Linked DNA regions of Homo sapiens: region 1 is linked to region 2. The links are chromatin loops, found by intact Hi-C in ENCODE. Cell type or tissue: A673. All regions are shown on one strand. Each heading gives the region's core, and the rest is flanking DNA. Links, peaks and the distances in the headings are about the cores only. Region 1 has its middle 280 kb from the start of TMCO5A. Region 2 has its middle 220 kb from the start of TMCO5A.

Evidence for each region. A loop is a pair of places that touch in the nucleus more often than their neighbours do. Peaks named below come from ENCODE experiments on the same cell type or tissue, not always from the same donor. Only the 100,000 strongest peaks of a DNase experiment are listed, where the experiment ranks them.
Region 1: it touches region 2 in a loop (3-fold over the local background); 2 of 110 quality-filtered maps call a loop at or near these places.

What each region holds. Positions count from the first base shown.
Region 1 is chr15:37,646,394-37,663,343 of GRCh38, reverse strand. No RefSeq gene overlaps it. Among named protein-coding and RNA genes, the nearest start is that of TMCO5A, 280 kb to the left of the region's middle. In A673, for the core only: no CTCF peak of the experiment used is centred there; no DNase peak of the experiment used is centred there.
Region 2 is chr15:37,706,879-37,723,828 of GRCh38, reverse strand. No RefSeq gene overlaps it. Among named protein-coding and RNA genes, the nearest start is that of TMCO5A, 220 kb to the left of the region's middle. In A673, for the core only: no CTCF peak of the experiment used is centred there; a DNase peak (open chromatin) is centred at 8,588.

The sequences.
Region 1 (16,950 bases), core at 3,386-11,385, 60 kb after region 2:
GAGTTCAAAAAACCACATGATTATCTTAATAGGTACAGAAAATGCTTTCAATAATATTCAACATGGCTTTATGTTAAGAACTCTCAATAAACTAGGCATTGAAGGAACAAACTTCAAAACAATAAGAGCCATCTATGACAAACTCACAGCCAACAGCATAGTGAATGGGAAAAAGCTGGAAATAGGCCCCAAGACAAGGATGCTCTTTCTCCTCACTTCTATTCAACATAGTTTTGGAAGTTCTGGCCAGAGAACTCAGGCAAGAAAAAAATAATAAAGAACATCCAAATAGAAAGAGAGGAAGTCAAACTATTCCTGTTTGCAGATGGTAAGCTTCTATGTCTAGAAAACTCTGTAGTCTCTGCACAAAAGCTCCTTAAGGTAATAAACAACTTCAGCAAAGTTTCAGGATACAAAATCCATGTACAAAAATGAGTAGCATTTCTACCAACAATATCTAAGCCAAAAGCCAAATCAGAAACAGAATCCCATTCACAGTTGCCTCAGAAAGAATAAAATAACTACAAATACAGCTTACCATGGAGGTGAAAGATCTCTACCCAGAGAATCACAAAACACTGCTCAAAGAAATCAAAGATGACCACAAACAAATGGAAAACATTTTATGCTCATGGATAAGAGGTAATTAATATTATTAAAATGGCCACACTACCTGCCCAAAGATTATTACAGATTAAATGCTATTCCTATCAAACTTTCAATATTATTCTGTACAGAACTAGAAAAAAAATCATTCCAAAATTCATACGGAAACAAATAAAAGCCCAAATAGCCAGGACAATCCTACACAAAAAGAATGAAGCTGGAGACATCATGTTACCTGACTTCAAATTACACTACAGGGCTGCAGTAACCAAAACAGTATGCTACTGGAACAAAAACAGACACATAGAACAATGGAGGAGAATAGAGAGCCCAGAAATAATGCTGCACACCTCCAACTATCTGATCTTTGACACAGCTTACAAAAACAACTAGTGGGAAAGGATTCTGTATTTAATAAATAATGCTGGGATAACTGGTTAGCCATATGCAGAAGATTGAAACTGGGACCCTTCTTTACACTATATTAAAAAAAACAACTCAAGTTGGATTAAAGACTTAAATGTAAAACCCAAAAGTATGAAAACCCTGGAATATAACCTAGGAAAAATCATTCTGGATATAGGAACTGGCAAAGATTTCAAAGATGCCAAAAGCAATTCCAACAAAAGCAAAAATTGACAAATGAGACCTAATTAAACCAAAGAGTTCTGACAGCAAAAGAAACTACCAACAGAGTAAACAGACAACCTACAGAAAAGGAGAACGTATTTGCAAACTATGCTTCTGACAAAGAACTAATATTCAGAATCTATAAGGAACTTACATTACAAGCAAAAAAAAAAAAAAACCATTCAAAAGTGGGCAAAGGACATGAACAGACACTTTTCAAAACAATATATACATGCAGCCAACACACATATGAAAAAATGATCAACATCATTAATCATTAGAGAAATGCAAGTCAAAAACATAATTAGATGCCATCTTACACAGTCAAAATGGCTGTTATTTAAAACATCAAACAATAACAAATGCTGGCAGGCCGGGTGTGGCGGCTCACGCCTGTAATCCCAGCACTTTGGGGATCACGAGGTCAGGAGATCAAGACCATCCTGGCCAACATGGTGAAACCCCGTCTCTACTAAAAATACAAAAATTGGCCAGGCATGGTGGCTTACGCCTGTAGTCCGAGCTATTCAGGAGGCTGAGGCAGGACAATTGCTTGAATCTGGGAGGTGGAGGTTGCAGTGAGCTGAGATCACACCACTGCAGTCCAGCATCGGTGACAGAGCAAAATTCTGTCTCAAAAAAAAAAAAAAAAAAACAGATGCTGACAAGGTTGTGGAGAAAAGGGAATTCCTATACACTGCTGATGGGAGTGCAAATTAGTTCAGCCATTGTGGAAAGCAGTGTAGTCATTCCTGAAGGAACTAAAAGTAGAATTACCATTTGACCCAGCAGTCCCAATATTGGGTATAAACCCAAAGGAATATAAATTATTCTACCATGAGGACACATGCACACATATACTTATTGTAGCACTATTCACAATAACAAACACATGGAATCAATCTAAATGTCCATAAATGGTAGACTGGATAAAGAAAATGTGATACATATACATAATGGAATCTTATGCAGCCATAAGAAAGAATGACATCATGTCCTTTGCAGCAACATGGATGGAGCTGGAGGCCATTATCTTTAACAAACCAATGCTAGAACAGAAAACCAGATACTGCATGTTCTCACTTATAAGTGGGAGCTAAATAATGAGAACATATGGACACAAAGAGGGGAACAACAAACACTCGGGCCTACTAGAGGGTGGAAGGTGGGAGGAAGGAAAGGCTTTTTTAAAATGACTATTGTGTACTATGCTTATACCTGGGTGACAGAATAATCTGTACTCCAAACACCCATGACACGAGTTTACCTGTGTAACAAGCCTGCACGTGTACCTGTAAACGTAAAATGAAAGTTAGAATAAAAATAAAAAGCAACACCCCCCTGCAACCAACAAGTTAAGCTTTATTAAATAGCAAAAAAAAAAAAAAAAAAAAAAATAGGCCTGGCGCAGTGGCTCACGCCTCTAATCCCAGCAGTCTGGGAGGCCGACTCTGGTGGATCACGAGGTCAGCAGCCTGACCAATATGGTGAAACCCTGTCTCTACTAAAAATACAAAAATTAGCTGGGCGTGGTGGTGGGTGCCTGTAGTCCCAGCTGCTCAGGAGGCTGAGGCAGGAGAATCGCTTGAACCCAGGAGGCGGAGGTTGCAGTGAGCCGAGATCGTGCCATTGCACTCCAGCCTGGGTGACAGAGCGAGACTCCATCTCAAAAAAAAAAAAAAAAAAAATCCCATTGTAAATGGCTAGCTGGGAGTTCTTTTCTCTTGGCTCACTGCAAGCTCTGCCTCCTGGGTTCACGCCATTCTCCTGCCTCAGCCTCCCGAGTAGCTGGGACTACAGGTGCCCGCCACCATGCCTGACTAATTTTTTTTTTTTTTTTTTTGAGACGGAGTCTCGCTCTGTCGCCCAGGCCGGACTGCGGACTGCAGTGGCGCAATCTCGGCTCACTGCAAGCTCCGCTTCCTGGGTTCACGCCATTCTCCTGCCTCAGCCTCCCGAGTAGCTGGGACTACAGGTGCCCGCCACCGCGCCCGGCTAATTTTTTGTATTTTTTAGTAGAGACGGGGTTTCAGCGTGTTAGCCAGGATGGTCTCGATCTCCTGACCTCGTGATCCGCCCACCTCGGCCTCCCAAAGTGCTGGGATTACAGGCGTGAGCCACCACACCCGGCCGGGAGTTCTTTTCTTTTAGATCCCGCTTCCTCTTTCTTTGTTCATAACCCCCTAGATATTCTTTTATTCCTGTCCCCAAAATCTAAGCACCATCTGGGGAGTACAGAGGGGTTATTATATCTTAAAATTCTATTAAGTACATGCTTTAGAATGAAATATCTGCAATGTAAAGAAATATTTCTTTTTATAATATTAACTAGTTCTTACAACATAATTTTAATGCATAATTATGCTAATATAGTCTATATATTCTCTCTCTGTGTACATCTCTATCTGTAGCTCTATCTTTATATCTAATCAAGGATTTCATCCAAAAATTTGGAAAGGGGCAAGAAGATAAGCAAAAAGGAGAATGGGAAGGAAGAAAACCTTCACCCTCTGATGCTTACCAACTTTTGATCTATTTCATTTCTTGATTGCTAATGAGGTATACATCCCACAGAACTGTGGATTTGCCATATGTCTTCTTGAATCTCAATTTTTTCCCTTTATATAATTCAACACTATATTTTTAGATTGTCCTTGGTAGAGTGTATATTTTATCAATGTGAAATTCCTCTGATACAGTTTTTCAAGCTTTTTACGTAATATGCTATTTTTCTGTGTACAGTTTCTTTTAATGAGTATATGGTAGTCATATTTATATTGGATAATTATATATATATATTTATCCTGATAATTATTTTGTTTTCTATTTGTACTTTTTTGGTTTTTTTCCTTTGCTATTTTTTTAGGGGATTGATTGAATTCATTATTTTATTTCTTCCTTCTTGTTGGTTGGCAATCATATTTTCTCTATTTTTTTATAATGGTTATTCTTACATCCTGAACCATACTTTTACACTTACGTTTTTCTATTAAAGTCTAAATAGAACAAATGTATATAGCTTCCCCCGAAGACATAAATGTTATATACGTCCATTTCCCTCCTTTTTGCTTCCCCAACTCCACCACAGCTAACTCTCTTAATACAATCATCTGGAATTAGACTATTACATTTTAAAATTGATAAATTTTATATTTGTATTTATTTAGTCTTAACTATTTAGAATATTTATTTAGTCTTAACTATTATATTTCAGACTCTTTCTTCTATCTCATATCTTCATTTTCTGAACGTTTACATGCTTCCAAACTATCTTTATTTATTTTTCTAGTTTTATTGAGGTATAATTTATAAATAAAAATTGTATCTCTCTAAGGTGTACAACATAATGGTTTGCTATGTGTATACGTTGTAAGATGATTATCACAACCAAGTTAATTAACACATCATTACCTCACATCATTATCATTTTTGTGTGTGGTACAAACACTTAAGATTTATTTTCTTAACAAATTTAAAGTATATGATACAATATTATTAGCTATATACACCATGCTATACATTAGATCATCAGAACTCATTCATCTTATCACTGAAAGTTTGTATACCTTGACTGTTGTCTCCCTATTTCCTCCACGCCACATTCCCTGGCATCCACCATTCTAATCTCTGTTTCTGTGAGATCAAGTTTTTTAAATTTCACATAAAAGTGATAGTATAAAGTATTTGGCTTTCTGTGTCTGGGTTATTTCACTTAGCATAATGTCTTCCAGGTTCATCTGTGTTCTTGCAGATGGCAGGATTTTTTTCTCCTTATGGCTGTATAATATTCCATTGTGTGTGGGTGTATATGTGTAGACACACAACCCCTCCCTTCACATTTTCTTTATCCATTCATCTGTCAACAGACACTGAGGTTGTTTCAATATTTTGGCTATTATTAATAATACTGCAATAAGCATGATAGTGCAGATATCTCTTCAAGATACTGATTTCATATTTGTTGGAGATATACCAAGCAATGAGACTGTTAGATCAGGTGGTAGTTCTATTATTAATTATTTTAGGAAATTCGTACTGTTTTCCATAAGGCTGTACCAATTTACATTTCTAGCAATAATGTACAAGGGTTTCCTTTTCTCTACAATCTCATCAACACTTATTATCTTTCATCTTTTTGATAAAAGCCATTCTAATAGGCAGGAGGTGATATTTCATTATGGTTTTCATTTGCATTTGCATTTTCCTGATGATTGGTGATGTTGAGCATCTTTTTATATACTTGTCATTTGTATACCTTTTTTGGGAAAATGTCTATTTAGGTCATTTGCCCATGTTTTACTTGGGCTATCTGTTTTTTGTTTGTTTGTTTGTTTGCTATTGAGTTGTATGAGTTTCTTACGTATTTTAGATATTAACCTTTTATCATATGATGTTTTAGTCTGTTTTGTGTTCCTATTACAAAATACCACCAACTGGGTAATTTATAATGAACAGGAATGTATGGACTTACAGTTTTGAGGGCTGAGAAGTTCAACATCAAGGTACCTGCATCTGTTAGGCCCTTTGTGCTGCATCATAACATGGTGGAAGGCATCACATGGCAGAAAGACAAAGAGAGGACAAGAAAGAGACAAAAGTGGGATGAACTTGTGCTTTTATAAAGAACCCACTCCTCAATAACAGCATTAACGCATTCATGAGGGTACAGCCCTCATTACCTCAACATCTCTTAAAAGCCTCACCTTCCAGCACTTCCACATTGGGGATCAAATTTCCAACACATCAACTTTAAAGGGCACATTCAGACAATAGCATATGATTCGCAAATATTTTCTCCCATTCCACAGGTGGCCTTTTCATTTTATTTTTGGTTTCCTTTGCTGTGCAGAAACTTTTTAGTTTGATGTAGCCCCAATTGTTTAGTTTTTGCTTTTGTTTCCTATGCTTTTGGTGTTATATCCAAAAAATCTTTGCCTGGGTCAATGTCAATAAGATTTTCCACAGTGTCTTCTTCTAGGAGTTTTATGGTTTCAGATCTTACATTTAAATCTTTAATCCATATTAAGTTAGGTTTTGTATATAGTGCATGATAAGAGTCCAATGTCATATCTTTGCAATGTAGATATCCAATTTTCCCATTTATTGAGGAGATTGTCCCTTCTACAAGGTGTAATCTTGATGCCCCTGTTAAAGACTACTTGACTGTATATACCAGGATTCATATCTAGGCTCTCTATTTTATTCCATTGGTCTATGCGTAATCCACCTTTAGTAGAGACAGGGTTTTACTGTTTTGGTCAAGCTGGTCTCAAACTCCTGACCTCAAGTGATCTGCCTGCCTCAGCCTCCCAAAGTGCTGGGATTACAGATGTAAGCCACCATGTCCGGCCTATGTGTCTGCTTTTACACCACTGCCATACTGTTTTGATTACTATAGCTTTGTAGCATAGTTTTAAATCAGGAAGTGTGATGTCTCCAGGTTTTTCCTTCTTTCTGAAAATTGCTTTGGCTACTTGAGGCCTTTTGTGGTTTTATATGAATTTTAGGATTTTTTTTTTCTATTTGTATGAAATATGCCATTGAAATATTGATAGGGGCTACAGTGAATCTGTAGATTGCTTTGAATAGTATGGACATTTTATCAATATTTCCAATCCATAAACGTGGACTATCTTTTTATTCATTTGTGTTTTCTTCAATTTCTTTCTCAACGTCTTATAGTTTTTGATGTACAGATCTTTCAACTCCCTGATTAAATTTATTTCTAAGTATTTAATTGTTGCTATTGTAAATGGGAATGTTTCAATTTCTTTTTCAAACACTTAATTGTTTGTGTAAGAAACACAGGTGATTATTGTTTGTTGATTAGCTTTCTGCTACTTTACTGAACTAATTTATTAATCCTAAAATTTTTTAGAGGATTATTTAGAGTTTTCTATATATAGATCATATCATCTATAAATAACGACAATTTAACTTTTTCCTTTCTGATTTGGATACGTTTTTTCCTCTTGCTTAATTGCTCTGTGTAGAACAGTACTCTGTTGAATAGAAGTGGTGGAAGCAGGAACTCTTGTCTAGTTTCCGATTTTAGAGGAAACACTTTTTAGTTTTTCCTTATTTAGTATGATGTTAGCTGTAGGGTTGTCATACATGGCCTTTAGTATGTTGAGGTAGATTCCTTCTGTACTGAATTTATTGAGTTTTTATCAAAAGGATATTAATTTTTTTCAAATACATTTTGTGCAGCTATTGAAATGATCATGTGATTTTTATCCTCCACTTTGATAATGTGGACTATCATATTTATTGATTTCTGTCAAACCATCTTTGCATTCAAGAGACAAAGCCTATTTGTTCATGGTGTACGATCCTTTTAATGTGTTGTTGAATTTGGTTTGCCAATATCTTGTTGAGGATTTTTGCACCTATGTTCATCAGGAATATTTGCCAGTAATTTTCTTTTCTTGTAGTGTCTTTATTGGGCTTTAATATTAGAGTAATGCTGACCTCATAAAATAGGTTTCAAAGTATTCTTTCATCTTCAATTTTTTGGAAGAGTTTGAGAAAGAATGGCATTAATTTGTTTTCAATGCTTAGTAAAATTTACCAGTAAAGCCATCTTGTCCTGGGCTCTTCTTTAACAGGAAACTTTGTATTATAGATTCAATCTTCATACTCATTATTGTTATGTTCAGATTTTCTGTTTCTTCATAATTCAGTCTTTGTAGGTTGTATGTTTCTAGAAATTTATTCCTTTCTTATAGGTGATGCAATTTGTTGGTGTATAATTGTTCATAGTGATCTCTTATGATCCTTTGTATTTCTGTGGTATCAACTGTAATGTCTTATCTTTCATTTATTATTTTATTTATTTGAGTTCTCTCGCTCTCTCTTATTTTTTTCATTTGTCTAGCTGAAGGTTTGTCCATTTATTTATCTTTTCAGGAAGCCAACTCTTACTTTTGTTGATCATTTCTATTGTATTTAGGATTGTGATCTTTTTATAATGAACTAGTCCTTTTATGATTATATAATGCCCCTCTTTAGCTTTTTTAACTGCTGTTGCTTTAAAGTTTGTTTTGTTTAATGTAAGAATAGCTTCTTATGCTTGCTTTTGGTGTCCGTTTGCATGGAACATCTTTTCCCATAGTTTTTCCTTAAGCTTATATGAGTCCTTACATGTTAGGTGAGTCTCCTGAATATAGGAGAAACTTGGTGGGTGAATTCTTACCCATTCTTCCATCCTGTGTCTTTAAGTGAAGCATTTAAGTCATTTACATTCAATGTTAAAATTGAGATGTCATGTACTATTCTATTCATCATGCTATTTGTTGCCTGACTACCTTGTGTTTTTTCCTCATAGTGTTATTGTTACATAGGTCCTGTGAGATTTATGCTTTAAGGAGGTTCTATTTTGGTATATTTCAAAGATTTGCTTTAAGATTTAGAGCTCCTTTTAACAGTTATTGTAGTGCTAGCTTGGTAGTGGCAAACTCTCTCAGCATTTGTCTGGAAAAGACTGTATCTTTTGATCTATGGAGCTTAGTTTCACTGGATAAAAAATTCTTGGCTGATAATTGTTTTTTAAGGAGGTTAAAAATAGGACCTCAATTTATTCTAGGTTGTAGGGTTTCTGCTGAAAAATCTGCTGTTAATCTGATAGGTTTTCCTTTATACGTTGCCTGATGCTTTTGCCTCACAGCTGTTAAGATTCTTTCCTTTGTCTTGACTTTAGATAACCTGGTGACTACGTGCCTAGGTAATGATCTTTTTGCGATAAATTTCCCAGGTATTCTTTGAGCTTTTTGTATTTGGATGCCTGGATCTCTAGCAGGGCCAGGGAAGTTGTCTCCTCAATTATTCCCTCAAATATGTTTCCCAAACTTTTAGATTTCTCTTCTTCCTCAGGAATACCAATTATTCTTAGGCTTGGACATTAAACATAATTCCAAATTTCTTCGAGGCTTTGTTCATTTTTTTAAAATTCTTTTTTCTTTGACAGATAGGGTTAATTCAAAAGCCCTGTCTTTGAGCTCTGAGTTTCTTTCTTCTTTTTGTTCAGTTCTATCACTGAAGCTTTCCAATGCATTTTGCATTTCTCTAAGTGTATCCTTTATTTCCTGAAGGTGTGATTGTTTTTTATTTAAGCTATCTATTTTACTGAATAATTTTTCTTTCATATGCTGTATCATGTTTTTTATTTCTTTAAGTGGGACCTCACCTTTCTCTGGTTCCTCGTTGATTAGCTTAATAATCAGCCTTCTAACTTCTTTTTCTGTCACTTCAGAGCTTTATTCTTGTTTTGGATTAGTTGCTAATGAGTTGGTATGATCTTTTCAGGGATGTTAAATAACCTCATTTTATCGTATTACCAGAATTTTGTTCTGGTTCCTTCTCATTTGGGTAGACTATGTCAGAAGGAAGATCTGGGAATCAAGGACTGCCTTTCAGGTTATTTTGTCCCTTAGGGTCCTCCTTTTATGTGGTGTTCTTCCCCTTTCCCTAGTAATGTGGGAATCTCAGGAAGCTGAGAGCCGAACTGTAGTGAATGTTTTTGCTGTTCTGGGTCTAGCCACCCAGCAGAGCTACCAGACTCTGGGCTGGTACTGGGGAGTATCTGCAAAGAGTCCTCGGATGTGATCTGTCTTCAGGTCTTGCAGCTGTGGATACCAGCACCTGCTACAGCAGGGTTAGCAGGGGAGTGAAGTGAACTCTGTGAGGGTCTTCAGTTGTGTTTTTGTTTAGTGTGCTGGTTGGCCTCCAGCCAGGAGGTGGTGCTTTCAAGAATGCATCAGGTGCAATCCTACAGGGAGGATGCAAACTTGCCATAGGGACACCTGGTTGGTTAAGTATTCAAGTTTCTCAGGCAGTGGGCAGGGCCATAGAGGTCCCAAGAGATCATGACCTGTCTTCAGCTACCGAGGTAGGTAGAGAAAGACCACCAGGTGGGGCAAGGATAAGCATGTCTGAGCTCAGCCCCTCCTTGAGCAGGGCTTGCTATGGCTGTTGTGGAGGATGGGGGTGTGGCTCCAAGACCAATAGAGTTATATTCACAGAGAGATTATGGCTGCCTCAGCCGAGTAATAGAGGTCACCAGGGGAAGTGGGGGAAATCCAGCAGTTACAGGCCTCACCCTGCTCCCATGCAGCTCACAGTCCTAAAGGCTGATCTTACTCCCATTGTGCCCCTACTCCACAAAGCACTGAGACTATTTCCAGGCAGCCAGTGACCAGGGCTGAGAACTTGCCCCAGACCATGAGCCTCCTGCATTAAGAAAACAAGCAGACTCATAGTTTTTTATTATCTCAGGGAGCCTCCAGCTGTGATTCAGTTCCTTCAAAGGGTCTGTGAATTCTCTCAGCTTTCCTGGTATATTCCTGCAGTAGTTATTGGAGCAAAATTCATGATATGAGCCTTCACATGTTGCTCTGTCTGTCTGAGCAGGAAGCTAGTCATGCCTCCTATCCCACATCTGACCTGTCATTAAAAAAATAAAGTCATAATTATAAGTCCTTAAAGTAAGTACAGGATTATTGCTTTTGATTGCCACAAGGATGGAGATGGATCTGGTTACCTGTACTTCAGGACCTTGCCAGGGTTTTCCCCTTATCCCCTCCTATCTCCTGAGGACATGGGGCTTGTAATTTTCATGTTCATTTGCTTAATAGTGGCATGCTTTAATTCTTCTTCTCTTTATCTTTTGTGTATCTACTAGCGATTTTTTTCTTTATAGTTACCATGAGGCTTATATAAGCGTCTTATAGTTATAATACTTTATTTTAAGCTGATAACAACTTAACTTAGTCACACAGAAAAACTCTACACTTTTACTTCTCTCCTCCCTCACATTTTATGCTATTGATGTTACACTTTACATATTTTTATGTTCTATATTATTAACAAATTATTGTAGCTATAGTTATTTTTAATACTTTTATAACATTTATACTAGAAGTAAAAGTAATTTGTGCACCACCATTACAGTATCAGAGCATTCCAATTTGACTATACATTTACCTTTACCTGTGGCTATTATACATTCATGTTTTCATGTTGTTATTTACTATCCTTTCATTTCAATGTGACAAATTCTCTTTATCATATGTAAGGCATAGCTAATGGTGATTAACTTCTTCAGCTTTTATTTGTCTGGGAATATCTTTATCTCTCCATCATTTATGAAGAGTACCTTATAAGAGTATAATATTCTTGAATGGCAGATCTTTCTTTTGGTACTTTGAATATATTACACCACTTTCTCTTGGCCTGCAATTTGTTAGTAGCCTCATAGAGTTCCCTTGTGTGTTACAAGTTACTTTTCTCTTGCTGCTTTCAAAACTCTCTTTGTCTTTGACTTTTGATAATTTGATAATAATGTGTCTCAGGTATTTACTTTGGGCTCACCTTGGTTGGAGTCTTCAGGAATTTGCATGCCTTATATCCTTCTCAAGTTTTGGGAGGTTTTAAACCCTTATTTCTTATTTTTTTTAAGATGGAGTCTCACTCTGTTGCCCAGGCTGGGGTACAGTGGTGCAATCTCAGCTCACTGCAACTTCCGCCTCCTGAGTTTAAGCAATTCTCCTACCTCAGCCTCCTGAGTAGCTAATTTTTGTATTTTTAGTAGAGACAGGGTTTCACCATGTTGGCCAGGTTGGTCTCAAACTCCTGACCTCAAGTGATCTGCCCACCTCAGCCTCCCAAAGTGCTGGGATTACAGGTGTGAGCCACAGCACCCTATTTTTTTAAATCAAGAAATATGCTTTAACTAAAATTATTTCTCTGTTTTCTCTCTCTTCTTTTTGGGAACTCTCATAATGCATATATTTGTTCATTTGATGGCATCCCATAGGTCCCCTATACTTTCTTTGTTCTTTTTCTCTCATTCCTTTTCTTTTTTGTGCCTATGTCTGGCTATTTTTAAAGACTGGTATTCAAGTTCACTGATTCTTTTCTCTGTACAATGGAGTCCGCTGTTGAAGCTCTCAATTGCATTTTTTTTTGTTCTGCCACTGTATTCTTTAACTTCTGGATTTTTGTTTTGCTCTTTTTTGTGGTTTTTATTTTTTATTGAACTTCTTATCTTGTTTATGCTCTTTTCCTGATTATATATAGTTGTTTATTTGTATTCTCTTATATTTCATTGAACTTCTTTAAGATGATTATTCTGAATTCTTTGTCAGGTAATTTATAGACTCAATTTCTACAAATTGGAGATTGGAGCTGGTTATTGGATTGGTTATTGGAACTCTATTAGTTTCCTTTGGGTATGTTGTGTTTGTGTGATTCTTCATGATTCGTGTAGATTTACATCAGTGCTTGTGCATTTGAAGGAGCAAACACCTCTTCCAATCTTTAAAAACCAGTTTCAGCAGTAAAGACCCTCTGCTGGAAGTCCCTGGGTTGATGGATTGCCTCTGGGATTACAGTCAACTGGGGTTGGAGCCAGGTTATGTGGTTGCTGCTACTTTTTTTTTTTTACTGGGGTCTATGGTTGAACGGCCTATTACCAGAGTTTCAAGTGAGCATGGATCCTGTCTGGTTCCTGGGCGAAGGATATTGCCTCTAAGACCTTGGTCAATAGGGCTGGCACTAGTACAAGGGTCTGCTTTCAGGTCCACAATTGGATCCACATATAGCAGACCTTTTACCAAGTGTGTAGATGGGTGTGATTCCTGCTGGGTCTTTATAAGGGTTTCTGTCAGGTCACTGTATGGGTCTCTGGATGGGTAGGACTGCCCTGAGACTGTGGCTGAGTGCAGTTGCAGCTGGGTCACAGGGCTTTCTCAGGATCTAGAGTTGATTTGAGGTTGGCAGATCTAGATTCCAGAGCATGGATAGGCATGTCACCTGGAGGGTCCTTGGGTGGGTAGGACTGTTCCTGGGCCACAGATAAGAGGAGCTAAAATGGAGTTACCAGAGCTACTTCAGGATCCGAGTTGAATCAAGATCTTCAAGCCTGCCTCCAGGGACACAGATGGGTATATCTGCTGCCAGGTCTCTGGGAAGGCAAGACTGCTCATTGACTGTGGTCAAAAGAGTCTATAGCCAACTTACTGGCACACTTCAGGATCTGCAATAGGACTGAGGTCAGTGGGCCTGCCTTTAAGGGTATGGTCAGGCATGTCTCTTGGCCAAATTCCAGTAGAACCTAGATACATCTGCAAGAAGTGAGTATTAAATATGAAAGTCTGTGGAACCAACCAAATATCTGGTAGTTGCCATCCTATACACATTTTCCTTCTGTATGAGACATAAATGGTGTATAGCTTGAGCATTATTTAACTCATCAAGGCACATCTAACTCACTAGGATACATACTAGTAAATCTATAATTGATTCTGCTCATTCAAAGCTTTGGATGACTTTCCTTGTTGGTGTCATAGTCTGAGCATCAATTGTAAAACTTATCTTCACCATAGTAGCTAGACTAATTTCCCCTGGAAATGTTTAGAATTTTCTTTCTATGCTATTGTAAGGTTTTGGAAAAGTAATTTCCAATTATGCATATTTTCACATTACTTTTGTTTGGCAATTGGTGAATTTTTTTCAACATGAATAATTTTACCTTTTAAAAAATTATCTTTTATAATTTTTATTTGGGAAACTATCTTTTATAATTTCCTTGTTTATTTTCTACTATATTCTTCTATCTTTCTGTGATTTCTATGGGAAGATACTGAAAGTTCTGTATCTATTCTCCATGTCACGTACTTTTTAATTATATTTTCCATCAGTAGCTGGTGCTGTTGATGCTCCACTCAGTTCCCAATTATCACTTTTGAGAATATTCTCCAAATGCTGTCTGCATTACTGCCAAAAGTTTACACCTCTGACTTTCTTTGGAGAGCTTTCCTTGGGCACTTGGAGATGCTTTGCTTGGGAGATGACCGGTAGTCAATGACTAATCAAGGTAGGGATATAAAAGCCCAGATCCTTTGCCTCAAGGTGAGACAAACTCTCTAGGGAAATTTGCCTTTCAGAATGCTCCATAAAATAGATTGAGGCTAGACATCATTTGAAATCACAATTTTGCTTGACTTTTTCTTTTCTGTTTTCTTTCTTGCATACAAGTTTTCTTTTTCATGGGGAGGTGGTCCTTAATAAATTACTTTTATATAAATCCTTGTCTCAGTCTTTTTTAAATATAATTCCATGGTCTCTTTATCTTGTTACACTCCATTTCTGGAGAATTTCTTAGTTCTATCACTCAGTTCACTAGATTTATCTTTGGCTATGTCTACTTAATAATTAAGCCCGACTATACTTTTTTATTTTGCTAATTAAAATTTTAATTAATAAAAATTGTCCCCAAATATTTATGGGTTAAGTGGCATCATATCTGGGATTTAATTAAAATAGCCCAGGGTGGAAGTGGAAGGGTAAGTGGGGGTAATGATAAAATATAATAAGCTATGAGATGCTAATTATTGAAGGTATGTGAGAGGTACATGTAGGGGCGTTGATTATATTATACTTTCTTTAGTTGAATATGTTTAAGATTTTTTGTAATAAAATCTTGTTTTAAAATTATCTGTTGGTTAATTTTTATTATTTGTGAATATAGTCTTGAATTTTTCTAAGATTATTAAAGATGGTTATGCCCAATGGACATTGTTTGCCCTATTGTCTTTTTGAGGGTTTTTAAATGTTACTTATCTTAGTTTATTTTTTATTTCATTTTGCTTTGACATCCTTCTTTTCTCATTCATGGTGTTAATTTTTCTCAAATAGTTAGGAATATTGAATATTTGTCATTCAAAAATTTTTCTGATCATCTTTGAATATGAGAATCCCTGTTAATTGGCCTGTTATGCTTATAGCAGCTTGTGTCAGATGACTGAGTGAACGAATGATAGTGCCCATTCTATGCAGTGGTCCAAGAGTTTACTAACAGTACACAGGTATTCCTCATCTCTCGTGGAACACTTGGCTATCTGGATTACTGGTCTGCCTCTCTGACTGTAGTGTCACCAGTCTCTGTTATATTTTATACATAAAAGTGTAAATACAGGGTGTTTTTGGAAGGTGATTTGGGGTAGAGTTAGGTATTGTATTAGTCCATTTTCACACTGCTATAAAGAACTGCCTGAGACTGGGTAATTCATAAAATAAAGAGGTTTAATTGACTTACAGTTCAGCATGGCTGGGGAGGCCTCAGGAAACTCACAATCATGATGGAAGGTGAAGGGGAAGCAAGGCACCTTCTTCACAAGGCAGCAGGAAGGAGAAGTGCTGAGCAAAGGGGGAAGAGCCCCTTATAAAACCATCAGATTTCATGAGGACTCACTATCATGAGAACAGCATGGGGGAAACTGCCCCATGATATAATTACCTCTGCTTCTGCCTAGACATGTGGGGATTATGGGGATTCAAGATGAGATTTGGGTGGGGAAACAGAGCCTAACAATATCATTCTGTCCCTGGCCCCTCCCAAATCTCATCTCATGTCCCTTTCACATTTCAAAACCAATCATGTCTTCCCAACAGCCTTCCAAAGTCTTAATTTATTCCAGCATTACCCCAAAAGTCCAGGTCCAAAGTCTCCTCTGAGACAAGGTAAGTCCCTTCCACCTATGAGCCTGTAAAATTAAAAGCAAGTTAGTTACTTCCTAGATACAATGGGGGTACAGGCATTGGTTAAATACACCCATTCCAAATAGGAGAAATTGGCCCAAACAAACAGGCTATAGGCACCATGCAAGTCAGAAATCCAGTGGGGCAAAGCTCCAAAATGATCACCTTTGACTCCATGTCTCACATCCAGGTCATGCTGATGCAAGAGGTGGGCTCCCATGGCCTTGGGCACCTCCACCCTGTGGTTTGCAGAGTAGAGCCTCCCTCCTGGCTGCTTTCACAGGCTGGCATTGAGTGCCTGTGGCTTTTCCAGGCACATGGTACATGCTGTTAATAGATCTAGCATTCTGGGGCCTGAAGGATGGTGGCCCTCTTCTCACAACTCTACTAGGCAGTGCTCCATTGAGAACTCTGTGTGGGGGATCTGACCCCACATTTCCCTTCTGCACTGCCCTAGCAGAGGTCCTGTGTGAGGGCCCTGCCCTGCAGCAAACTTCTGCTGGACATCCAGGTATTTTCATATATCCTCTGAAATCTAGGCAGCAGTTTCCAAACCTCAGATCTTGACCTCTGCGAACCCACAGCCCAACACAATGTGTAAACCACCAATGCTTGAGGCTTGCACCCTCTGAAGCAATGGCCTGAGCTCTATATTGGCTCCTTCTAGCCACTGTTGGGACGTAGAGCACCAAGTCCCAAGATTGCACAAAGCAGCAAGGTCCTGAACCTGGCTTATGATACCACTTTCTCCCCTAGGCTTCTAGGCCTGCAATGGGAGGGACTGCTGTAAAGACTTCTGACATATCCTGGAGACATGTTCCCCATTGTCTTGACAATTAATATTTGAATCCTTGTTACTTATGCAAATTTCTGCAGCCAGCTTGAATTTCTCCTCAGAAATGGGTTTTTCTTTTCTATCACATTGTCAGCCTGCAAATTTTCCAAACTTTTATGCTCTGGTTCCCTTTTGAACATAAGTTCCAATTCCAAACCATCCCTTTGTGAATACATGAAACTCAATGCTTTTAAGAGCCCCCAAGTCACATCTTGAATGCTTTGCTGCTTAGAAATTTCTTCTGCCAGATGTCTGAATTAATCTCTGTCAAGTCTGAGGTTCCATGGATCTCTAGGACAGGGGCAAAATGCTGATGCTACCCGTCTTTTGCTAAAGCATAG
Region 2 (16,950 bases), core at 4,368-12,367:
GACTTTCATGTCTTATTTAAGAAATATATTTTGTAACACTTGTAGCTATGATAGTGATTCCTCTTATCTGATGGATCTGGGCAAACTAAACTGAGAACAGTCTTGAAAAAATTCACCATTCTAGATGCTATTAAAAACATTCAGGCCAGGCGTGGTGGCTCATGCCTGTAATCCCAGCACTTTGGGAGGCCGAGGCAGGTGGATCACGAGGTCAGGAGTTCGAGACCAGCCTGGCCAAAATGGTGAAACCCCATCTCTATTAAAAATACAAAAATTAGCTGGGCGTGGTGCTGTGTGCCTGTAATCCCAACTACCTGGGAGGCTGAGGCAGGAGAATTGCTTGAACCTGGGAGGCAGAGGTTGCAGTGAGCCAAGATCATGCCACTGTACTCCAGCCTGGGCAGCAGAGCAAGACTCCATCTCAGAAAAAAAAAAAAAATTATGATTCGGGGGAAGAGGTCAAAATAACATCACCAAACTGGAATTTGAAAGAAGTTGATTTCAACTCTCATGAATGACTTTGAGGAGTTCAAGATTTCAGTGGAGGAAGTAACTACAGATGTGGTAGGAATAGCAAGAGAACTAGAATTGGAAGTGGAGCCTGAAAATGTGATTGAATTCCTCCACTCTCATGTTAAAATTTGAATGGGTGAAGAGTTGCTTCTTATAGATGAGCCAAGAAAGTGGTTTCTTGAGATGGAATCTACTCCTGGTGAAGATGCTATGAACATTGTTGAAATGACAACAAAGGATTTAGAATATTCCGTAAACCTAGTTGATAAAGCAGTGGCAGGGTTTCAGAGGATTAACTCTCATTTTGAAAGAAGTTCTACTGTGGGTAAAATGCTACTAAACAGCATGGCATGCTACAGAAAAATGGTTCATGAAAGGAAAAGTCAATCTATGTGGCCAACTTCATTGTTGTCTTATTGTCTTCTTTTAAGAAATTGCCACAACCACCCTGACCTTCAGCGACCACTACCTTGATCAGTGAGCAGCCATTAACATCAAGGCAAGACCCACCATCAGCAAAAAGGTTAATCTAAGACTTGCTGAAGGCTTAGATTATTGTTAGCATATTTTTAGCAATACAATATTTTTAAATTAAGGTATGTATGTTGATTTTAGACATAATGCTATTGCACACTTAATAGACTATACTGTAAACATAACTTTTATATGCACTGGGAAACAAAAAATTTTGTGTGACTTGCTTTCTTATCATATTTACTTCATTTTGGTTGTCTGGAATTGAGCCCACAATATCTCTGAGGTATATGTTCTTTCTTCTGGAAGACAAAATTCAATTACTTGAAAATGGTTGCCATGTTTTGGCTTAGTGTCTCCTACTTAGACTAAATGGATGTTGCAATTGGGTCAAGGGATATGAAAAAGCAGGGAGGATGTATTTCTTAGTTAAAAGGATTAGAATAAAAATGACGGTGAGAAAAATATGAAGTTACGAAATTTCTCCTTCAGTTTATCTATCTATTGCTTTCGAATTAGGCTGGACTCTACATAAAAGACATCTTCTTTTCATATTTAAGAATCATTTATATTAGAATAAACTTTTGTTTCGGGCTATGAAAATATCTTTGATATTCTTTTTTATTCTAACATTTCAATTTAATCAATAAGTATTCTGCAGGAGTTAAGTTAGGGGAGCTAAAGGATGCCAAGCATCTATTTTTCTATATTTGTTTTTACTCAATGATTCATAAGAAATTTTGTAACTTAGTTTTAAGGATATCTACGTTAGTCTACGAATACAGTATTCTGAACTCAACTCATTTTCCCAGAAGCTTGTATGTAGTATGTATGTCATTTTTCATGTTATAAATACTTATTCTACATGCACTATTTGCCAGGCACAGTGCTGAGGGCTTCAGTTAAATGTACTAAGCATCATGAAGGGTTTTATAGTGCAGTATAGTACAAATGGTTAAAGGGTTATGGTAAGGGTGATCACGGGGAAGTAGAGTGTGCTATGAACAGTCATTGGAGAAGTACATAATTCAATCTCAGGTTCAGGAAAGACTGTCTGAATAAGTGACATCTAACTGAGACAAGGAGAATGAGTGTGAGATGGCCAGATGAAAAGAGAAATGACAAATATCTCAGGCAGAGAGAATAACCAGTGGAGAGGGCAAGAAATGAGAGAAAACATGGGAACTTGGAAGAACTGGAAGAAGTTCAATACGGCGGAAGCATAGAGCATGAGAACTGAAGGTAGGAAATTCAGAGGCTTGACCATGAGAGAACATGAAATTCATGCTGAGGGGTTTGGACTCTATCAAAAGAGTGATAGAAATGTGGTGAGATGGTTATGGAGGCAGAGATGAGAATGATGCACCTAAGATACGAGGAGCTAGGAAGAGGCAAGGAAGAATCTTCCTCCAGAGCCATCAGACAGAGCCTGGCATGGCTGAAAACTTGATTTTAGACTTCCAGTCTTCAGAAATGAGGGAGAAAAAAATTCTGTTGTTTTAACACACCTGATTTGTGGTACTTTGTTATGGCAGCCTTAAGAAACCAATACAAATAAAAACTTGAAAAACACCATGGTCAGGGGAAGAAGGGCTTGACTGAAGAGTACCAGTCAGAATGGCAAGAGGAAGAAAACTGAGGAGATCAATGTCACAGAAGTCAAGTTGAAGATTTCATGAAGGATAATAGCAGTCAACAGTGCCACATGCTGCCAAGAAGTCACATAGATACGGACCAAAATGTCCAGAGAATTAATTGCAAGATAGTCACAAACTTGGTTAACTTGGGAAAAGAAGTTTTCATGGTATGGTGGGCTGAGGAAGTGCACATAGGAGGTAAAATCAGCACATGTAACAATGCTTTCAAGAAATTTGCTGGGACAATGAAGTGCAGGAAGGTAACCACAAAGTGATGTGGGGAATAGGGGACAGTGATTTCTAAATCTAGAGAGACTTGAGCATGTTTAAAGTGCTGACAGCGAGGAACCCCCAGAGAGGCAGAGGCTGAAGACAGAAGTGATAAAGAAGGAATCATCAACTGAGCCATGTCTCTGAGAAGACTGAAAGTGATGAGCTCCAGAGATTAGGTGAAGGGACAGCCTCTTCTTTCATTGTTCCAGAAAGAAACAAAGGAATGATAGGGAGAGGCACAGACACATATGTAGGCTTGTGAAAGAAAGTTCAAGGACTTCTGTTTCCTGTATGAGGTGAGGTCTTTGGCTGAAAGAGGAGATCCGTGGTGAGACTAGTTTTAGGGGAGTGGAAAACGTTTGAAATAGTCTGTGCATAACTGAGAGAAAGCTGATGAAGGACTGTGGCAGGCAGGCAGCAGCGAGGGTGCAGCTGAGGTTGAAAAGCCAATGTTAGTATTGGCATCAGGTGTTTGGCTGTGCTTTCTGCTAGCTGCATCGCGTAGTCTCAATGGAGGCCAGGGTGGCGATGTTTCAACTGACTCAGGTTTGGAGCTTTTTTAGGCAAGTGGAACGACCATCAGTGAGGCAGAAGATTTGAGGAAGATGGCAAGGGAGTCGCCAAAGCAGTAGACCGTGGGCCCAAAGTTTAAAGAGAGAGAAGTAAAGGCAGGAGATGGCTGATAGTTGCAGAGAGAAAGATGCTAGAGGTCTCCCTGAGGTTAGAGAGTAACGTGAGCAACTGACATCCATCTACTGAATGTATACTTGGTGCCCAGCTCTGTGCTTGAGGAGACGGTAGTAAGATAAATACTAGACAGGAAAACAAAAGCCACAGTGCTTGCCCTTGAAAAATCCAGTCTAGCTGGATTATTGTGAGTGTTTGAAGTGTTAGGTTCTTAAATACTTCTATAGAGTTTAAGAGGAGCAGAGATTGATTAAAAGCCACAGTTGAATGGTGCTTTCACTTTTGGGTACCCCAAATGGCTCAATTTTAGAATTGAATCATCTCTTCCTTTTAACTAAGTTGAGCTTTAATGAGTAAGTTTTCCCTACTTGTGTGCTTTGCAGCACATTTTTTTTAATTAAAACAATTTTAAATGCTCTTTTAAAAATACTTTCATATTATTGTTTCCATAACTATTCATCAGATTAGTTTTGAAGCTCTGATCTTTTCACTATGCATTTCTCTAGCTGTGTAGCGATTACAAGAACAAACTGACACTGCTTGGAGCTCACACATAGAGTTTTGTGGTTATTGATGAGCCTGGGAATTTTGTGAACTTCAGGAGTAATGTTGGTACTAGAATACAATGCACAAAACTATAGTTTGCTGTGTACTCTTGTCATAAAATTATGTTCTGATATTATAGAAATATTATGTGCTATAATTATACTTGAATCTATTTCAACTTATTTAAATCCATGGAATGTAAACAGACTTAGATTCTTATCTCTTAATAGCTTTTTTCCCCATCTTTACTAGAAAGTGAGAAAAAATTAGTTATTTTTGTAAATTGGCAGCTCATATGTATTTTAGAGTAATGTGATAATGATGAATTGAAATAAAATGTGTTTCCTCTAAAGCAGTCTACCAACAATAATTCAGGAGTCATAAGAACTCACCTGCTTTATAAAGCAGGCATTGTCTACCATTCTAAAATGATTTTCCGTGGGAAAAAAATGGTTAAATTCAGTTGAAAAATCATGTTATTTTGGAGAAAAAATGATTCCTAATTTTAACTAAATTTATCGATTCAAAAATAAAGGATGTGTGTTTCCTTTGTGCAGTGTTGGTTTCCTCTGAGACCTCACTCTGGCCTATAGATGATTGTCTTCTCCCTGTGTCTTCACATGGTCTTCCTTCTGTGTGTGTTTGTGTCCAAATTTTCTCTTCTTATACGAACACCATATTGGATTAGGGCCAATCCTATGACTTTATCTTAACTCTTTGAAGATCCGATCAAATACAGTCACATTCTGAGCTATAGTGTGGTTAAGACTTCAACATATAGATTTTGGGCAGAAATAATTCAGTCTACTACAGGAAACAAAGCAGACAAATACCTGCTCTGTGGAATTCATACTCTAGTGTAGGGATTGGCAAACACTTTCTGAAAGGATCAGACAATAAATATCTTAGCCTTCAAAAGCCACATGCAGTCTCTGTTGCATAATTCTGGATTTGGCTTGTGGGCCTTAGTTTAGTAATCCCTGCTCTAGAGTAACAAACAACTGCATATATGACATAATGTCAGGTACAAATAAGTGCAAGGAACATGCATAGAACTTGGTAAGTGCACATAGAGTGACATTAGGGTACTATTTGGTGGTTGGGAAGAGACATGACATTTGAAGGGTTTTCTCTTAAAATGAAGAGTGAAGTGAGTCTCACGTGAATGAAGTAAGGGAACAAATGACCCAGGCAGAGACGGTGGCACATGCAAGGTACTTGCGTAGGAGCATGCATGAGATGCTTCAGGAATGATGAGGAGGACGCTGTGGCTGGAGTGCACCTAAATGTATTCACCTGTTAGTCTAAATACACTCAGGTATTGGCATTTAAGCAGATTTCCCCCAACCAAGTCATACACTAATGCTAATCTTGATGTTTTAAAATTCACTGATATATTTGCCTCTTGATTGTAATTCTGATAATTTTACAACATTGGACCTTATTGGAACATCATTTTAAATGTATTTAATGTACTAATTTAAGCAGTATGCAAACCTAGTTTACCTGGAAGAATTTAGAAAATAAAGACTCAAGTCTAAAAAAAAAAAGAATGAGATGAGATCATGTCTTTTGCAGGGCATGGATGAAGCTGAAAGCCATCATTCTCGGCATACTAACACAGGAACAGAAAACCAAACACCTCATGTTCTCACTCATAAGTGGGAGTTGAATAATGAGAACACATGGACACAGGGAGGAACAACACACACTGGGGCCTGTTAGGGGGTGGGGTGGAAGGGGAGGGGGAGAGCATTAGAACAAATAGCTAATGCATGCGGGGCTTAAAACCTAGATGATGTGTTGACAGTTGCAGCAAACCACCATGGCACATGTATACCTAGGTAACAAACCTGCACATTCTGCACATGTATCCCAGAACTTAAAGTAAAATTAAAAAACTAAAAACAGAAAGATGGAAAAGAAAACACTCAAGCGTTCTTAAATGTCCTTCAAGACTTCAGCTTATTCAGAATGTATGCAACACTGGGATTAAACCTCCTTAACAATAATGTTTTATTACAACCATACCCAAGGATGCTGGAGTAGTGCTGGAAGTTCCTAATGGAAGGGCTAGAGTAAGGAAGGCGATTCTTGCTCTGGCCAGGGGCTGGCCATTCTGAAATTTGATATGCCCTATGTGGTCTTGGAGAGCTCAACATTATGTCACTCTCTCGACTGCTCTAGACATTTGTCCTCAGACCTTGACTTGTATTTAGTGTGAGTTTTGATATAATCAAATTTATTAAAATCTGTGATAAAGAAAAAAATCTTAAAACCGGCTAGAAAAAGATTTTGGTCATTCTTTCTTCAAACAGGAAGAACAACTTCCTGGCATTTCCTTCAGTGATTAAAATTACATGTATGTTAGGATTCTCCACATTGTTCCATAGCTCACTCATGCTCTCTTCAATTTGTTTTCAGTTCTATTTTTTTTCTCTGTGTGTTCTTTTACATAGTTTTTACTCTGATACATTAAGTTTACTAAATTGTTTTCTTCTGCGTTGTCTAAACTATTGTTGATTCCTTTCACTATATTTTTTGCTTCGAATTTCAGATATTATTTTCATCTCCAAAAGTTTGATTTTGCTCTTCTATGTGTCTCCTTTAAGTGTTCATCCTTTTCTATACCTTTCTAAAAATATGAAATGAGTTATAAAAACCCTTTTAATGTCATTGTCTACTAATTTTGACATCTGAGACACTTCTGGACAGATTTTGATGAGCTGATTATGGGTTATGTTTTCTTGTTTCTTTGCTTGCCTGGTAAACTTTGACTGAATGCCAGATATTGTAAGTTTTACATTGTTGGGCCCTAGACATTTTTATATATCTAGAAATAGTTATAAGCTTTGTTATTGCAGTTAAATTACTAAAAATAAATTTTTTTGAGGCTTGCTGTCAAGCTTTTCAAGGCCTAACCAGAACAGCCTTTAATCTATAGCTACTTTTGTCCTACTACTGAGTCAGTAGCCTTGTGTGTGAGCTCTGGGGATTGCTCCCTCAGTTTCTTTTTGGGTGATCTTCTTCTAGTCTTGGTTAATTAGTTCCTTCATATCATGCACTAGTCAGTACACAGCTGAAGACTTGAGGGAAACCTTATGCACATTTGAAACGCTCTCTGTGCAGCTTTTGTCTCCCTGGTACTCTGCCGTGATTACTCCAGCTACGTTGGACTTCCTACACTCTCAGCTCTGTCTCCTCAATACATGAGGTTTTATGTGGTTCAGGTTTCTCACTCACTGCCTTGGCCTAGAAATTTATTCCAAGTAATAAACATGGGAAATCTTAATGCTCTTTATTTATTTGCTTCTTTGTCCTGTGCTGCCCGATGTCCAACGTGTGAAAATCGTTGTTTCATGTATTTTGTTTACTAGTATTGTTTTTCGGGTGAGAGGGTAAATCCGGTCCCTGTTACTCTGTGTTACTCCATTTTGTTTAGAAGCTGAAAGTCTATACTGTCATTCCAAAAGTTTTCAAGAGACAGATCATTAAGTTAATATAGTATGAGAAATACTGGAAGTAGCTACTAACTGTAGGGAAAATAAGCTGGTAGGAACTGAGAAGAGGTAAGGCTTCAACTGTCTGGAATGGGCTTACAGCTGGGATGTTGTGCCTAAGAGGATGTTTGCGGACACAGAAGTAGATAGGAGAAAAGATGGAGAGTGTTGCTCATGACATTCTATCCCAAGAAAATAAGGGAAACTAAAACATATGTCATCCTGGTGCTTAGGGCTACCAGTCATCTCCACTCAGATGATAAATTATAGCAGATTTCAGTATTTGTTATACATGCAAATAAGAAATGAACACCTAATTTGTAATAGATTAATTTCTCAAATTCACACTCAGGAACATAGGATAAAATATGTTCCATAAATTCTTACAGAATAACAAGAGTAGACAACAAGCTATATAAAGAAGATGGAAGCTGCTGAGAGGACTGGAAGACCTACTCACTAGTCAAAGGTTCATTCCTACACTCTACTCTAGCAAAGTTATACATTTCTACATGTCATGGGTCTTTGGGGTTGTTCTGAAACCTTGAATGCAGAATACATGAATGCCAAAGTTTTATATTATTTTCGGTTGTTTCTCTGCATGACTAAGGCACGGAGGTTTGAGAAGGAAAAGAAAAAACCTGAAGAAGCCAAAAAAAATGTCTAAGCCATTATTCTTTGAATTTGGTCTTTATTAATTTAACATTGCTCTGAGAAGCTAAATCTCTAAGTGAAACATCAGGATGACACCAAAATACCCTGTCCTCGGAATGACAGAGCAGTGCTTGTCCCTGCTCTGCTTTACTATGTACTGGAAAGAGTGAGCCAACCTATTACCTCTTTATATCCTTTTTATTCTTAGATCTTAAGTATTACTAGTCCAGGAAATAGGTGCCATAAATCATCTTTAGTGGTTGGGCCTAGTTCATTGAAATAAGCTTCTTAAACATGGACTTTAAAATAGTTTTAAATTGAGGGGAAGCAAGTAGCTTGGTGTTTCAGACCTGGAATGCTGTTCAAGGCTCATGAGTTGGAATGTAAGAGAAAAATGAGAGAGTATTTGGTCAAGAGATTCATTTAGGATGCAGGGAGGAGAAAAGTGACACAATAGGATTTATATATGGGGACTTCGAACAGTCTCTGGCTACTGGATTCCTACTCTCTTTGATATAAAGAACATTTAGCCCACTTGGAAATTAAACTAATCTCATTCTCCAGGACCAGTTTTAATGGAGCTGGATTCTCAACCATGAGACAAACACAGGTATAAGCAATAAATATTATTCCAATAAAGAGTTATTTATATTTTATCCGTGATAAAACCCATCACAAGTGATTGACATTGGATAATTTTAAGCTTCAGAGTTCAACTTAGTTTCTTTCCGAATTAGAGCATTCAGAATTAAAATTTGGCTAGAAAGCCTGAGAACAAATCAGGGTGATTTTGAAATTATTTTCTATTTGTAGAACTACTATTTTTGATGTAACCTTTAAGAAAAATCCCCTTCTTTCTTAGCTAACCCTTTGGAGCTTTAATTAAAATTGAGGAGTTCTTTATTTTGGTCTAGCATTTAATTTATACATGCATGATTCAGTTCTGTTGGTGTGTTAGGCCGTTCTTGCATTGCTATAAAGAAATACCTGAGACTGGGTAATTTATAAAGAAAAGAAGTTTAATTGGCTTATGGTTCCACAAGCTGTAGAGAAAGCATGGAAGCATCTACTTCTGGGGCGGCCTCAGGGAGCTTTTACTTATGGTGGAAGTCAAAGCAGGAGCAGGCATCTTACATGGCCGGAACAGGACCAAGGTGGGAGGAGGTGCCACACACTTATTAACAATCAGATCTCATTAGAACTCACTATGGTGATGACAGCACCAAGGGCAATTGTATTAAATCATGAGAAACCGCCCCCATGATCCAATCACCTCCAACCAGGCCCCACCTCCAATATTGAGGATTAGAGTTGAACATAAGATTTGGGTGAGGACACAGATCCAAACCATATTATTCCACCATTGTGGGACATTGGTCCCACAAATGTCATTTTTTTTCACATTCAAAATACAGTCACCCATTTCCAACAGTCCCCCAAAGCCTTAACTCATTCCAGCATTAACTAAAAAGTCTAGAGTCCCAAGTCTCACCTGAGACAAGGCAAGTCCCTTCTGCCTATGAACCTGTAAAATCAAAAAATAAAAAGTTAGTTATTTCCAAGATACAATGGGAATATAGGCATGGAATAAGTACTCCCATTCCCAAAGAGATAAATCAGTCAAAAGAAAGGGACTACAGGCCCCACACAAGTCTGAAGCCCAGCAGGGCAGTCATTAAATCTTAAAGCTCTAAAATAATCTCCTTTGACTCTGTGTCTCACATCCAGGGCACACTGGTGTGAAGGGTAGGCTCCCAAGGCCTTGGGTAGCTTTTCCCCTGTGGCTTTGCAGGGTTCAGCCCCTGCAGCTTCTCTCAAGGGCTGGCATTGAGTGCCTGCAGCTTTTCCATGCGGAGGGTGTGAGCTACTGGTGGATCTACCATTCTAGGTTCTGGAGTCTGTTGGACCTCTTCTCACAGCTCCACTAGGCAGTGCCCTAGTGGGGACTCTGTGTGAGGGCTTCAACCTCAAATTTCCCCTACACACTTCCCTAGCAGAGGTTCTCTGTGAGGGCTCTGTTTCTGCAGCAGGCTTCTGCCTGGACATTCAGGTTTTCCTGTATATCTTCTGAAATTTCAGGGGAGGCTCCCAAGCCTCAGTACCTGCATTCTGTGGATCTGCAAGCTTAATATGATGTGGAAGCCACTAAGACTTCTCTAGCCTGCAGCCTCTGAAGCAGCAGCCAGAACTGTACCTGGACCCCTTTGAGCCATTGCTAGAGCTGGAGTGGCCAGGATGTAGAGAGTGGCATTGTGAGGCTGTGCAGGGCAGTGGGGCCCTGGGCCTGGCCCATGAAACCGTTCTTCCCTCCCAGGCCTCCAGGCCTGTGATGGGAGGGACTGCCACAAAGATTTCGAGATAACTGTAAGGCTTTTTCTTCACTGTCTTGGCTATTAGCACTTCGCTCCTTTTTACTTATGCAAATTTCTATAGCTGGTTTGAATTTCTCCACTGCAAATGGGCTTTTCTTTTCTATCACATGGCTAGGCTGCAAATTTTCCAAACTTTTATGCTCTGCTTTTCTTTTAAATATAAGTTCCCATTTCAGATATTTTCTTTGCTCATGCATATGAGAATAGGCTGTTAGAAACAGCCAGGCAACATCTTGAACACTTTGCTGCTTAGGAATTTCTTCTGCCAGATACCCTAAATCATCTCTCAAGTTCAAAGTTCCACAGATCCCTAGAGCAGGAGTAAAATGCAGCCTGGCTCTTTGCTAGGGCATAACAAAAGTGCCCTTTGCTCCAGTTCCCCAAAAGTTTCTTATTTTCATCTGAGACCTCATCAGCCTTGACTTCCCTGTCCCTATCAGTATCAAAATGTGGGTTGCAATCATTCAACAAGTCTCTAGGAAGTTCAAAATTTTTCCTCATCTTTCTGTCTTATTCTGAGCCCTTCAAACTCTTCCAATCTCCGTCCATTATGCAGTTCCAAAGCCACTTCGCATTTTCAGGTATCTTTATAGCAATACCCCACTTCTGGTGCCCCACTACTTGGTACCAAATTTCTGTATGAGGCTGTTCTTTTATTGCTATAAAGAAATACCTGAGACTGGGTCATTTATAAGAAAGGAGGTTTAATTGGCTCATGGTTCCACAGGCTGTGCAGGAAACATGGTGCCTTCTGCTTCTGGGAAATCCTTAGGGAGTTTTTACCTAGGGCAAAAGGCAAAGTGGAATCAGGCATCTTATATGGCAGAAATGGGGAAGATGGGGCAGCTCTCTCTTATATGAGAGAGCTGGGGGAGGTGCCACACACATTTTAACAACCAGATCTTGTGAGAACTCACTGTCGTGATGACAGCACCAAGGGGGTTTGTGTTAAACCATGAGAAACCACCCTGTGATTCAATCTCCTCTCACCAGGCCCTACCTCCAACAGTGAGGATTAAAATTGAACATGAGATTTGGGTGAGGACACAGATCCAGATCATATCAGTAGGTGTTTCTGTATGACTACTATGTTTAAGGTAGCTTATTAAGTGCTATGGGTATAGGCATACAAAAAAAAAATATAAAACAAAGCTCCTTTTATGTAGAGAAGATGAGTCATGGGCCAAAATACAGTTGTTCAGTGACAGGTATGGTATGTATAGGTTGTGATGGGTCATCCAATGAAGAAGAGAGCATTTCTGGATGAAGAATTAGGAAAGAGACTATGGAGAGAATGCATTTTTCACTGGGACTTGGAGGATAGTTATATTTTTAAAGTTAGAGTCAAATAGTTGCAGAAAATAGAGGCTGGGAAAGTGTTTATCTAGCAGAAAATGAAGTCAAGGAAATGAATTCAGGGATTCCAGTCTTACTTTGATAAAATAATTATATATATATATATATATATATATATATATATATATATATGTATATACACACTCACACACACACACACATACACAGAGAGAGAGAGATCAGTTATTACTTGAAGGAAAGACCTGAGTTCTCAAAAAGAAAGAAAACAAAACTCAGGGAATAAGAAGAAAATATATAATAAATATGTTATATGTAATAAATACAATATTTATTTTACAATTTTATCACAAATTTCAGCTGAGTGTATGTAAATTTTGGAATGTGCATATTCCTTTTTATTCTTTCAAGGCTTGGAAGAAAATTATTTATTCCATATTCCAGAAAGGAACTTTAATTTGTGCAAGTGGTACTTGCTGGTGTTTTCCAACACAGGCTAACCACAGGTGGCATGGAGTTTAACACATAATAGGAGATCAATAATCATCTTGTTTATTAAAGGAACATCAGCTCCTCAAACCTTCCCTGCAATGTGGGATAGGGTGTGGAGCATGGGCGTGAGGATTCAGTTTACTCCTGACTGGGTTTAGTTTCTTCTAATAAGCTTCTTCCTGGGGTCCTGAAGATAGAATTGTGCATGCCGTATGCTGAATATTTACTTGGGACACAGATTATAAACCAACATCAAAAGACTATGCCATGAGCTGTGTTAGCACCTCATTAACACTCCCTACACAAGAATCACAGGCATAGAACATATCCTGTCAGGTCTGCTTTCTGCATGTAGACATAACCAATACTCATTCTGAGCTAAATGAGTCTTTGTTTTCTTTGGAATCTTATGTTTTGGAAGGAAAGGAGGAAAAGAGGGATGCAGGATAGTTAGTGGTATAAAAGGGTGATCCAATTTGTTTCTTATTTGACTCTTCTGTATCTATATAAGAACATTGTTTTAAATGTGCAGTACTGATTTCTTTCAGAGATTTTTTAAAAAGAGGAACAAATGATTATATGTCTAGTCAATTGATGGCTAAATTTAAGGAATCTTCAGGTATAAGAGCATTTTTTTAAGAATAAGAGCATTTTTTTAAGACATTACTGATTGTTTCCACTTTTCCTCTTCTTGGAATGCTGATTAGCCATAATGGATAAATAATTATTATGGATGGAGATTTACATAACAGATGAATCTGTTTATAAACTCTGCTGAGCTTCAGACCATCCTGCCAACCTTTTTAGAAAGCCATACAAACTATTTATTGGTGTCTGCAGCTCCCAAATAGCTTCTCCTAATTACAAGTATTTAAACATAAATGAAAGTGGAAGTTTGGAATTGATGTAGTAGGCATTTCTAATAAAATTTCAAATTGGCAGGAAAACCCAGTTCTACTCACACAGCATGATAATTTTTTTTCTATTTTATAATTAACAAAATTCATTCACATAAATGGCAGCAGATCCTAAATGTGGGGGCTGGGGGTAGGGAGGAATGAATTATTGACCTTCACAGATGAGATCTTTTTCAGAGTCTTATCCACTGAGATACCCATGAAAATGCAAAACTGTAAAATGAGATTTTTTTTTCTTATTGATTTGGTCAGTTGGTAAAAGGGGGATGACAATAAGGGGAATGTACAGTCCCCCATGTTCTGATCTTTCTGAGTTTGCAATAGAGAGGTTATACATTTCATTTGAGCTGACAGGAATTTGAAATGTTATAGATAGGTTTCCTGAGCCCAACCATTATTTACTGTTTGACTATACTGTCAGTCTCTTTCTGCTTTTTCAATATTGTTTGCACTTTACCTTTGTGAAACAGGCCTTGATTGAGCCATACAAGGGGAGATATTTCTATCTTTCTGTGGGATCAATGAAGATGTGTTTACAGGTCCCCTGAACAGTGTACACACCACAATAATGGATTTTAGTCCATGTTGACTGAAAGCTCTTTTTCTTTGTTACTTGTCAATCTCGTATCTATTACTTGATTGCAACATAAAAGGCTATTTGGCCAAGCACTGAAACAACAACTGTATCAGTCAAGCTGAAGTGGTTACCTGAACTAAATACATTCAGCCCTTAGCCCACAAGTCACTTACAACTTGAAAGCAGGCAAGACTTTATTTGCCTCCACATTTAGAAGCCATTTCATAGTTTTACTCAGCTAAATTTTTAGATTTTTTTTCTTTGAAAGAAGTTATAATTAATGTGCAGTTATGACAAAAAGTGGTTCCAGTTCACTTTAATCAGATAATTACATACATAAGAAGATGTCTGTTATTATTTCTTGAAGGAGAGACCTGAGTTTTCAAAAGGAAAGAAAGTTCCACACACCGAGTGAAGTTTCTGCTTCTTGAAAGTGGAGGCTGGTTTTCAAGCTTGTAAAGAAAATAATGAGTCCCTCCATTCCACATATAGGTATGCCTACTTAGAAAATGATGCTGTAAGACTGGAGATGAGAAATTTCCTCCTTCTGGTCATTTCAGTGACAGCTTCATTACAGTAAGTTAGATATCCTTCTGTTAATCATTTAACCTCTAGAGCAGTTAAAGGTCGTGGCCCACTTCCAGCCATCTTGAAGATGGCCCAGAATATCTGGGTCAGTACTGACTCAATGCCCTTGAGCTTAGATTATAATTATTTTTAGACTAAAACAAGAATTAAATTGGCATATATGCTAAAGATGACTGGACATGGGGAAACTTTTTCAGGGAAACCATTTCCCCTGTCACTTTTTTTTTTCCTAAAATTACCCAGCACCATTCATCTGGGAAACCATGGACAAAGAATTTAATAGGAAATTCTTTGGGAATAAATACATTATTACTAGTTCTATAGCACAAGTATTGACTTTAAAGTAATGGGAATAAATTTTACTACCATAAGCATATTTCACTCCCTGTAACAGATACTTGGAAAAGATACATGTAAATTAAATTTTAATAAATAACATTATACTTAGAATCTTCATCAGTAAAAAAATTGTTTTGAATTTAGCTTTAATATAAAGAAACTAGCTTGCAATATGTGCATTCATTCATGAATTCTTTGTTTTGTAAGCTTGTATTTCTGTATAACAGATAAAACACAATTGAGCCTACTAATGCTCTCTTGAAAGAAATCTGTGCCAGTTTTTGCACTTCAGAATTTTTTAGTTGGATGGTACCATTATCTTTCAGACAAAGAAACTGAGACCTGGAATAATCAGGTGATACATCCAAGTTTTTGTAGTTAGTCTCTGATGAAACTGGATTCAGAACACAGAACTCTAGATGCCTAATCTAGTACTTATTTCCCCAAGTTCACTACTCTAAGGAGATAGGAAGGAGAACCCATTTGGGAGCTGTATTAGTTTGCTAGGGCTGCGGTAATGAAGTACCACAAACTGGGTGGTTTAATAACAGAAATTTATTGTCTCACAGTTCTAAAGGCAAGAAGTCTGAGATCAAGGTGTCATCAAGGTTGGTTCCTTTTGAGGGCTGTGAGGAAGAATCTGTTCCATGCCTTCTTGGCTTCTGGTGGTTTGCTGACACTCTGCTGTTCGTTGACTTGTAGACATATCACCCCATCTCTGCTCTGGATTTCACATGGAGTTCTTCTTTGGTGCATGTCTGTCCCCAGATTTCTCCTTTTTATTGGGGCACCAGTCATTACGGATGAGGGCTCACCTAATGAGCTCATTTTAATGTGATTATTCGGTAAATGTCCTATCTCCAAATCAGGTCATATTCTGAGGTACTAGATGTTAGAACTTCAACATACAAATGGGGGCAGGGGGAATATAATTCAACCCATAACAAGGGCTCTCTAATTCTCAGTTTAGTAAGTCTTATTATTTCAGAGGCCATGAAAAGGGGAAGGAAGGAGGAAGGCAAAATTTTATTTAACAAACAAACAAAACAAGGAAATACTCCAAATCCTTTTTCCCCCATAAGAAATGTAATTAACAGTGTAAACATATTAGATGGATTTCAAGGGGAGAAGGAGCAATTTCTAAGTGTCCTGAAGTGTTTTTGTATACAAATAAACAATATCCTAATTGCAAATAATTCTCATCTGTGCATTACTGTGGTTCTCTAAGATTCTATTTTAAATAACATTTATCATCCTAATTTGAATTGTTCTGTTTCTTCATAATAAAACTGCAATTTATTTCATGATCAAAGCTTTTTACAAGTCCAATCAGCTTGTTTATTAGAAATCAGCAGGATTTAAGATTTAATAAAAAACACTGAACACATATACATCTATTGGAATATTCTCTATAACCACTTTCAGTGGATTTTTGTCAGTTTACCAATTTCTTGAAGTTTCTGCCTCCTATTTTTTTTTTTTCCCAGAGACAGCGTCTTGCACTGTAACCTGGGCTGGAGTGCAGTCATGGCTCACTGCAGCTTCAAACTTCTAGGTTCAGTCCATCCTCCTGCCTCAGCCTCCTGAGTAGTTGGGATTACAGGCATGTACTAATTTTTAGTACAAATTAGGCATAAATTTTAGTATAAATTAGGCATGTACTAATTTCAGCTAATTTTTTAAGTTTTTGTGAAGACAGGGTCTTGCTCTGTTGCCCAGACTGGTCTTGAACTCCTGGGCTTAAGCAATCTTCCAGCCTCAGCCCCTCAAAGCACTGGGATTATAAGCATGAGCCACCATGCCCAGCCCCTACCACAGTTATCCTTAACTGTCAAGCCTCTACGTATGAAGTCTTGAGCTCAACATGTGCTCTCACATATGGACTGGGCTTCTTGGGGAGGATTTATCGGTTGTGAATGCTTCTGTTGATCATCTTAACAATAACATCTTCCATAGAGCTCAATACAGGGAAGGGTAAACCTAGGAAAGAGCGGAAGAGTTGATGAGGAGTGGGGAAGATTAATAAGGAGGTCCTTCCTAATTTTATTTTCAACTGACACTGCTTAT